2 separate regions of the Homo sapiens genome follow, and region 2 is linked to region 1. The links are chromatin contacts, found by Hi-C or POLR2A ChIA-PET in ENCODE. All regions are on one chromosome and are shown on one strand. Each heading gives the region's core, a stretch centred on a gene start or an enhancer-like site at or near the end of the contact. The rest is flanking DNA. Distances are from core to core; before and after follow the strand shown. Region 1 holds the start of MACORIS (macrophage enriched lincRNA repressor of IFN-gamma signaling). Region 2 overlaps LOC107984219 (a long non-coding RNA gene).

Region 1 (3,696 bases), core at 229-2,728:
CATCCCTCTGCTCCCCATTCCAGCTCTCTGGTTGGCCACCTGTTTTCCTGCTGGGCCCTAGGCACTGATCTCTTCCATCTCCGCTTCCTTCCTGGCCTTCCTCTCATTCATGCAGGATCTTTCCCTGTCTCGGGGGTTCTACATGCCTATCCGTGGGTTTGCAAAGCCTGACAGCCCTGCAATATGGGCTTGGTCCTGCTGTCCCTCTGGAAGCCCAAATTCACAACAATGAACTCACTTTCTTTCCCTGGATGAGCTGCTCCAAAGTTCAGCACCTCAGTAAGTGCTCCAATATCGTTCCTGCCACTCCAGCGGGGGCCTCCTCCCCTTCCCCATGCCACCCCCAAGCACAAAGGGGGTGTCCCCATCTCCAGTACTCCTACTTAGTCCTTAGCCTCCTGCCCACTGCACCCTCCCAACCCCTTCCCCAGATGTTATCCAGGATGAGCACTTGAAGATACAAGCCTGATTATCTCATTCGAACCAACCAACTCTTGTAGATCTTGAGCTTTTTAAAGCTTCTTTTTGGGCTTCCTTTTGCTAACAGACTTTTCTCAGTCTGATTCTAGCATGTCTTTTCAAGCCTCTGGTCCTATACCCCTTCACAGGCCTCCTGCTACACGCATACACACACATGTACACACACACACACACACATACATATACACCATACTCTGGCCACGCCCATCTAGTTATTCACACGTGCAGTCCCTGACAGAGTGCCAACATTTGCACTTGAGACATGACACTGATGCTTGTTACATTTATTAAACATACCACATGTATATGTCTTCTGTGCTTTTCCTCCTATTATTCCCTCTGTTGGGAATGTCATCCTCCCTTTCAGCCTAACATAGTCCTAGCCCTTCTCTTCAGGACCTGGCCCAACAGCACCTCCTCCATGAAACCTGCTTCCCTGATGTGTCTCTTACATTCCCACCATCCAAAAACTGACAGCTCTTGCAGGAGGGAGCCATGACGTGCTCATCTTCTGCATCTGCAGCTGGTGCCAGGGACCAGTACATTTGCTGCATGAGTGAATGAACCAACGTCCCAGCAATTCCTGAGCATTCTTAAGGCTGGTCTGTCTCCCCCAGGAAGCCTGGGCCCCCAGCGTCACCGAGCTGTGCACACAGAGAGATAATCATCTTAGTGTCCCTCTGGACCCGGAAGCTGGGTGGTGTCGCTAAGAAAGCCAGAACTGCTTTGCCTTCTATATTGCTACTGAAATTTGCAACTCAAGTGTTGCATAACCAAGGGAACCTGGCTTCCCTCTGAACATCCCTCCCACTTAGTTTGAGAAATAGAGAAAGAGCCAAAGTTAGGTCAAGACTCACCTGAGGAGGCCCCTGGCCCACCATCGAGGTCATGCCTGTCACTCCCCAGGCTGCCCCTCCCGGGGAACAGGGTCATGCGGGGTTAGGGGGCAGCTCACTCCCAGTGGGTAACTGGATTTCCCTGGGGAGGGGAACAAAGAGTGAGAGCATAGGCCGTTCTCACTTCAGACCAGGGAGATTGCGCACTCTCCCTCCTTCCCTCTTGGAGGGAACATCTGCAATTCAGGGACTTCTGCAAAAATTTCACACTCAGGGCTAAGAGCAATTCTATTTCTTGGAGGATTCTAACTTGGCTTAGAGGAGGTTTTTACCCTCCTCCAGTTAAATGGACCAAGTATGTGGGAAATTACCTCACAGAGTCATGCCACCAACACCAAATGAGAGCCATCTGTACAGATGAAACAGTTAGGAGCTTTTGTGTCACTGCGGGCCGAAATGTGTAGCCCATTCATTGTGAGAGGAGGCACTTTATTCCTGAGTTTCTTTTTTTTTTCTAACACAGAAGACGCCTCAGTCAGCGCGTAGGAAACAGGAAGGAACCCGTTGTTTTAAATAGCAGACAGCAGAGAATTGACTCATTATGGTCTGCTTGCTCCGAGAGTGTCAGCCAGAAGGCAGCCAGCCCAGCCCCCACAGCCCCAAGACAAGGGTCAGGGGGCATGGCTGGGATTTTCTCACAGGGAGTCTGAGAGAATCCAGTTCAAACCCTTTTCAGAGGGAACTGGTGAAGCCCTAGGTTTCTATCTTACTAGAGACTTCACCACACAGGGCTGTCTTAAAAAAATATAAGAATAAGAAAAGACAAAAACAAAAGCCCCCGTAAAAACCTACAAGAATACCTGGAAGTCAGACATCCTGTGTTTCCCTTTCCTACCCCGAATGACTCGGAGTAGGACAAACACAGTTGCAAGCCTGCTTTCTTATCTTGGCAATTGCTTCTTTTCACTCTTCTGGGGTTTACAACAGTTGGCCCAGGGGTGTGAGGGAACAGAAGGGAGCAGCATCTGCTGGGACAGAGGGCCCTACACAAAGGTAATTTCATGCAGGGAAAATGCACCCCCCCACCCAATCCCAGGCTGCTGGGCCCAGGAGCCCAAGGGTTAATCTGTCTCAAATCCATCACTGTGACAGCCAAGCACACAAATTAGTCCTGCCCAAGCTGTCCCGACCTCTGAATTTAATTTTTTAAAAGTGCTTTGTATTGTTTCTGATGTTCAGATTGGAGTCCAGGTGTCGTGATGGAACCCGGGGGAGATGAGAGGGTAAGACCCTCGTGTACTGCATCTCACATCACCCTCCAATGTCCTGTGTCTTCTTTGTCAAGGCAGACTAAGGGTGACCTAATTTCCAACACGCAGGCCCAGAAACCTTGAAACTGACCAGCTCGAGCCTCCTTGTAAGCCTCTCCAGCTGTGAAAATCCCCTGGCTCGTAGTCCTATGTCGTCCACATGATGCTTTTCCTGCATTTTGCAGACAACTGCTGATCCCCAAGGGCGGGCCATGCATGGCTGTATCTCCCATCCAGAGAACATCTACAAAGCTCACGCAGCCATGGGGTCTCATAGTTTGACCTGAAACTGATGGTGACTCCTGTCACCAACAGGAGTGGTCAAAACATCCTTTCTGGAGTATTAAGTGTTTGTAGAACCCTGGACATTTATGGTGGCAGAGTGTGTAGCAGCCTCAAGGAGAAATCTTCCCCCTCCATTGCCCCTTTCTAGAATCACACCAAATAATTGGGGTTCTCAGCAGAGTCTGGAGGCAATCCCAGAGACTGAGGAAAGGGAGAGCCTTCCACTTTTCCATTTCTCCCAAGCCATTTTGTATGCCTACAGGTGTCAGTATAAACCAAAGAATGTGCCTTGTCTCAGATGAAAAGTTAGAGTAACCATATAATTTATTGTCTAAACCTGGACACCGATGAGAGTGAAAAGGAGAGCTATTAATAACGATGCCAGAACGACAGGTGTAGATGGTGACTGTCCCAGGCAAACTGGGACATATGGTCATGCTATGACTGTGAGCTCTAAATTGGTGCAGGCTCCTGTGCTGGCTGTCTATTAGGTTTATGTATAATATAATACCCAAGTGACCCTAGGTCCACAGGGTAGAGGGGTTGAGGAGGGTAAGGAAGGTCAGCAACCATGCCTGTCTGAAGGCCATGTGGAGGTAGGGAATGGGGAGAAAGGGGATCAATTTAATCCAGAAAAAGCTGACTCTGCTACAGACTTGAGGAAATCCAGGTCCTTTTTCTTGTCTGAACTGCTACTTGCTCTCAGCAAAGAAATTGAGTTCTGCCAACTCCCACTCCAGCTGCAAAATGCAGCAGAGTCCTGGGCCTTGAGGTTGGAATTCCAG
Region 2 (3,859 bases), core at 899-3,398, 240 kb after region 1:
ACACTATGAAACACCCATGAAAATAAACAGGTTTTTTTAAAGATGAAGAAAACAATTATTTTTTTAAAAAGTAACTATGAAAGAAAATACACTAAAAATGTTAATTTTTTTTTTTTTTTTTAAGACGGAGTTTTGCTCTTGTTGCCCAGGCTGGAGTGCAATGGCGCAATCTCGGCTCACCACAACCTTCGCCTCCTGGGTTCAAGTGATTCTCCTGCCTCAGCCTCCGGAGTAGCTGAGATTACTGGCATGTGCCACCATGGCCCGCTACTTTTTTTGTATTTTTAGTACAGACGGGGTTTCTCCATGTTTGTCAGGCTGGTCTCAAATTCCCGACCTCAAGTGATCCACCTGCCTCAGCCTCCCAAAGTGTTGGGATTACAGGCGTGAGCCACTGCACCCAGCCAAAAATGTTAATATTAGTTGTCTTTAGACTGATGTCTTTTTACTTTTCCATATTTTCAAGAATTTTATATTGATTCCTTAGGACATTTACAGTGAACATAAAAATGTTAGAGAGAGAGAAGAGCTTAACATTTTTCATTAGAGCACCCTTAAAAAAAATATTTTCTAAGGAAACCTGAATTGCTTAGATCTCATCTCTTTTTTTTTGTTTGTTTTATGTACATCTTCGCCTATATTAGATAGATCATTGATGTACTTACCAAAACAAAAGGAAATGGTCCTGCTTCCTATGAAATTGTGTAAGCATGTGCCCTAATAACCACCTTTGTTTTAGTTCTTTCCAGTCTATTTAAAATTCTGGTCTTTATCTGACAAGCTGGAACTTCTTTACTTCTTTTTTTTTTTTTTTTTTTTTTTTGAGACACAGTTTCGCTCTCGTTGTCCAGGCTGGAGTGCAATGGCGCGATCTCAGCTCACTGCAACCTCTACCTTCCAGGTTCAAGCGATTCTCCTGCCTCAGCCTCCTGAATAGCTGGGATTACAGGTATGCACCACCATGCCCAGCTAATTATGTATTTTTAGTAGAGATGGGGTTTCTCCATGTTGTTTTTATTTTTTCCTTAACTTTTTTTTTTTTTTTTTGAGACAAGGTCCAGGGTCTCACCCTGTTGCCCAGGCTGGAGTGAAATGGCAGGATCTTGGCTCACTGCAAACCCTGCCCCCCAGGCTCAAGCAATCCTCTTGCTTCGGCCTCCAAGTAGCTGGGACTACAGGCATGTAGCCTTGCAGGCATGCAGGCATGGGCCTGGATAATTTTGTAATTTTTGTAGAGCTGGGGTTTCACCATGTTGCCCAGGCTGGTCTCGAACTCGAACTCCTGAGCTCAGGTGATCCATCCCCTTCAGCCTCCCAAAGTGCTGGGACTGTAAGCATGAGCCACCACGCCAGGCCCATATTGTTATTTTTCAAAAAGAAAGAAAGGAAAATGGTAAAAATAATGATAAATATTGGTATTATTTAGTCTCCAAAAAGAATAGCATGACCTTTATCAGAGGTATGTCTAGTTCTCAGAAAAAGAACCCAGAGCAAGAGAAAATGACAGATATTTAATAGGGGGCGAAAGTCTTTTTACATAAAACCTGTCAAAAAAGAAAATCGTGTTGTAATTTGGGACTGTAGCCTGCTGTCAGTTATTTACAGGAGTTTGAATAGCATTGGGTTGGGTTGTATTATGCCACCTAAAATCCAAACCAAATAGGTGTACCCAGTTAAACAGACTTGGGAAGAGAAGTGTGAAGTGTCAGCAGGATTCTTGAAGTCATGGTGGAGGGGAAGAGAAGTGGCCTGCAGATTTCATCAGCAGTTCTTCCGGTTCCCTCCTTTTTCCTAAAATAATCTCTCTGAATTTATCACTTCTGTTAGGAACATACAATATGTTTTTGGTACAGATTCTACTTAAATATCAACAATTTTTCCACTCTGTCAGCTGTTCTATAATATGTGATTCTGAAAACAAACCAAAAAAAAATAACAAATACTGGAACGCTTTCTGCTTTTAAAGTTTGCTCTTAAATGATGTGACCCCTTTTATGATGGATGTTGTTAGCTCCAAGGGTGCCAGATTTAGCAATCCATTATTTATCCTCTTCTCCTGGGACTCATCGTTTTTCCTACATTACCACATTTCACGTTCACAGCCCTTTTAATGCTCACACCCTGCACTGTTTTGTGTACATTCCATTCATCCTGCTCAGCCATTATGGGTTATTGCCATCTGGTGGAAAAACAGGGTTGACTACCAGATGGTAGTTTTGAAATTCCGGAAGTGAAATGAAGTTGTTTTCATCAGGGAAAAACACATTTATGTCTCATGCATATTCTGGTGTTCTAAAACAACGAGCGTTTTTCTGTTCCATTGCACATGGGGAAGTATACAACGATTTCAGCTGCTGAACACATTAAAAAATTGACTTTCTATATACACTACACAAAAATCGTGCTTGTAAAAAAGTTAGGTCCCCTTTTTATTTCTTTTTTCTTTTCACTCTGTCAACCCAGGCTGGAGTACGGTGGCAAGATCACAGCTCACTGCAGCCTCAATCTCCCAGGCTCGAGTGATCATCCCACCTCAGCCTCCTGAGTAGTTGAGACTACAGGCTCACGCCAACACAACTGGCTAATTTTTTTAAAATTTTTGTAGAGACGGGGTCTCACTACATTGTCCAGGCTGGTCTCAAACTTCTGGGTTCAAGTGATCCTCCCTCCTTGTCCTCCCAAAATGCTGGGATTATAGGCGTGAGCCACCGTGCCCAGCTGTCCACCTTTTTAAGTAATCCTGTGATCATAAAACAAAAATGACAAAACAAAATAGAGCTAAAATGTCTCAACTGCTTATCCCTTCACTAGGAAAAAATGCAGTATTAGATGTTTTCTACTTTTAAGTTCTATTATATAATAGCACACTTGAGTCATTAAGCAATTTTAGGGTATTAGTTCTTAAAATGAGATTCATTCACATTCAAAATTTAGCATAGTCTTCAAAGTGACAGGATGAATATTAGTCCAAAATGACTTAGGAGTTTCTCTTTCTCAAATTGTCATAAAATTTACTAACACTGTTACAATCCTTTAACATCTAAATTAGGCCAGGTACAATGGCTCATGCCTGCAGTGCCAACAATTTTAGAGGCCAAGGTGAGGAGATTGCTTGAGCCCAGGAGTTCAAGACCAGCCTGAGCAACATAGCAAGATCCTGTCTCTACAAAACATTTTTTTTTAATTTTTAAAGAAAAATAAAAATCTAAATAAAATGAGGTAGTAGGCCTGAGCTCCTCAAAACTATCAATATTATAAAAGACAAAAAAAGGCAGGGGGGGTGTGGTCAGGGACGGTGGCTCGCGCCTGTAATCCCAGCACTTTGGGAGGCCAAGGCGGGCAGATCACTTGAGGTCAGGAGTTCAAGACCAGGCTGGCCCACGTGGTGAAACCCTGTCTCTACTAAAAATACAAAAATTAGCTGTGTGTGGTGGCACGTGCCTGTAATCCCAGCTACTCGGTAGGCTGAGGCAGGAGAATGGCTTGAACCCAGGAGGCAGAGGTTGCAGTGAGCTAAGATTATGCCACTGCATTCCAGCATGGGTGACAGAGCAAGTAAGACTCTGTCTCAAAAAAAAAAAAAAAGGCGGGGATTTTCACAGTCTGTTCAGGCTTTTATAACAAAATACCATAAACTAGGTGGCTTACCAACAAGAGAAATTTATTTATCACAGTACTGGAGTCTGAGAAGTCCAAGATCAAGTTCCCAGCAGATAGCAGGGAATTGGTGGCCCATGCTTGTAGTCCTAGCTACTTAGGAGGCTGAGGCAGAAAGATTGCTTAAGCCCAGGAGTTTGAGGCTGCAGTGACCCATGAGCACGTTACTTCACTCCAGCCTGGGTGACAAAGCAAGACAAAG

What was found. A loop is a pair of places that touch in the nucleus more often than their neighbours do. ChIA-PET counts read pairs that join two places held with the same protein, here RNA polymerase II (POLR2A). Pooled maps may share reads with other maps.
Region 2: a map of endothelial cell of umbilical vein shows a loop between it and region 1 (13-fold over the local background). The contact joins the enhancer-like site here to the promoter of MACORIS in region 1. A Hi-C loop is called at or near these places in 2 of 168 maps with a recorded cell type or tissue (endothelial cell of umbilical vein and mammary epithelial cell) and 4 of 50 pooled maps. POLR2A ChIA-PET finds 5 or more read pairs at or near these places in 1 of 52 experiments (CD4-positive, alpha-beta T cell).

Annotation. Positions count from the first base shown.
Region 1 is chr10:31,705,969-31,709,664 of GRCh38, forward strand. MACORIS (macrophage enriched lincRNA repressor of IFN-gamma signaling) reads right to left here and starts at 1,479. Exons shown (of 2, transcript NR_184023.1): 1 at 1,338-1,479. RefSeq lists an enhancer at 1,728-1,917.
Region 2 is chr10:31,945,628-31,949,486 of GRCh38, forward strand. All of the region lies in intron 2 of LOC107984219 (a long non-coding RNA gene), which reads left to right. Among named protein-coding and RNA genes, the nearest start is that of ARHGAP12, 19 kb to the left of the region's middle. Within about 2 kb of position 2,149, at least 7 of the 41 ENCODE cell types and tissues checked have a DNase peak (open chromatin) inside an H3K27ac peak, as active enhancers do; they include endothelial cell of umbilical vein, where a contact is called at or near this core.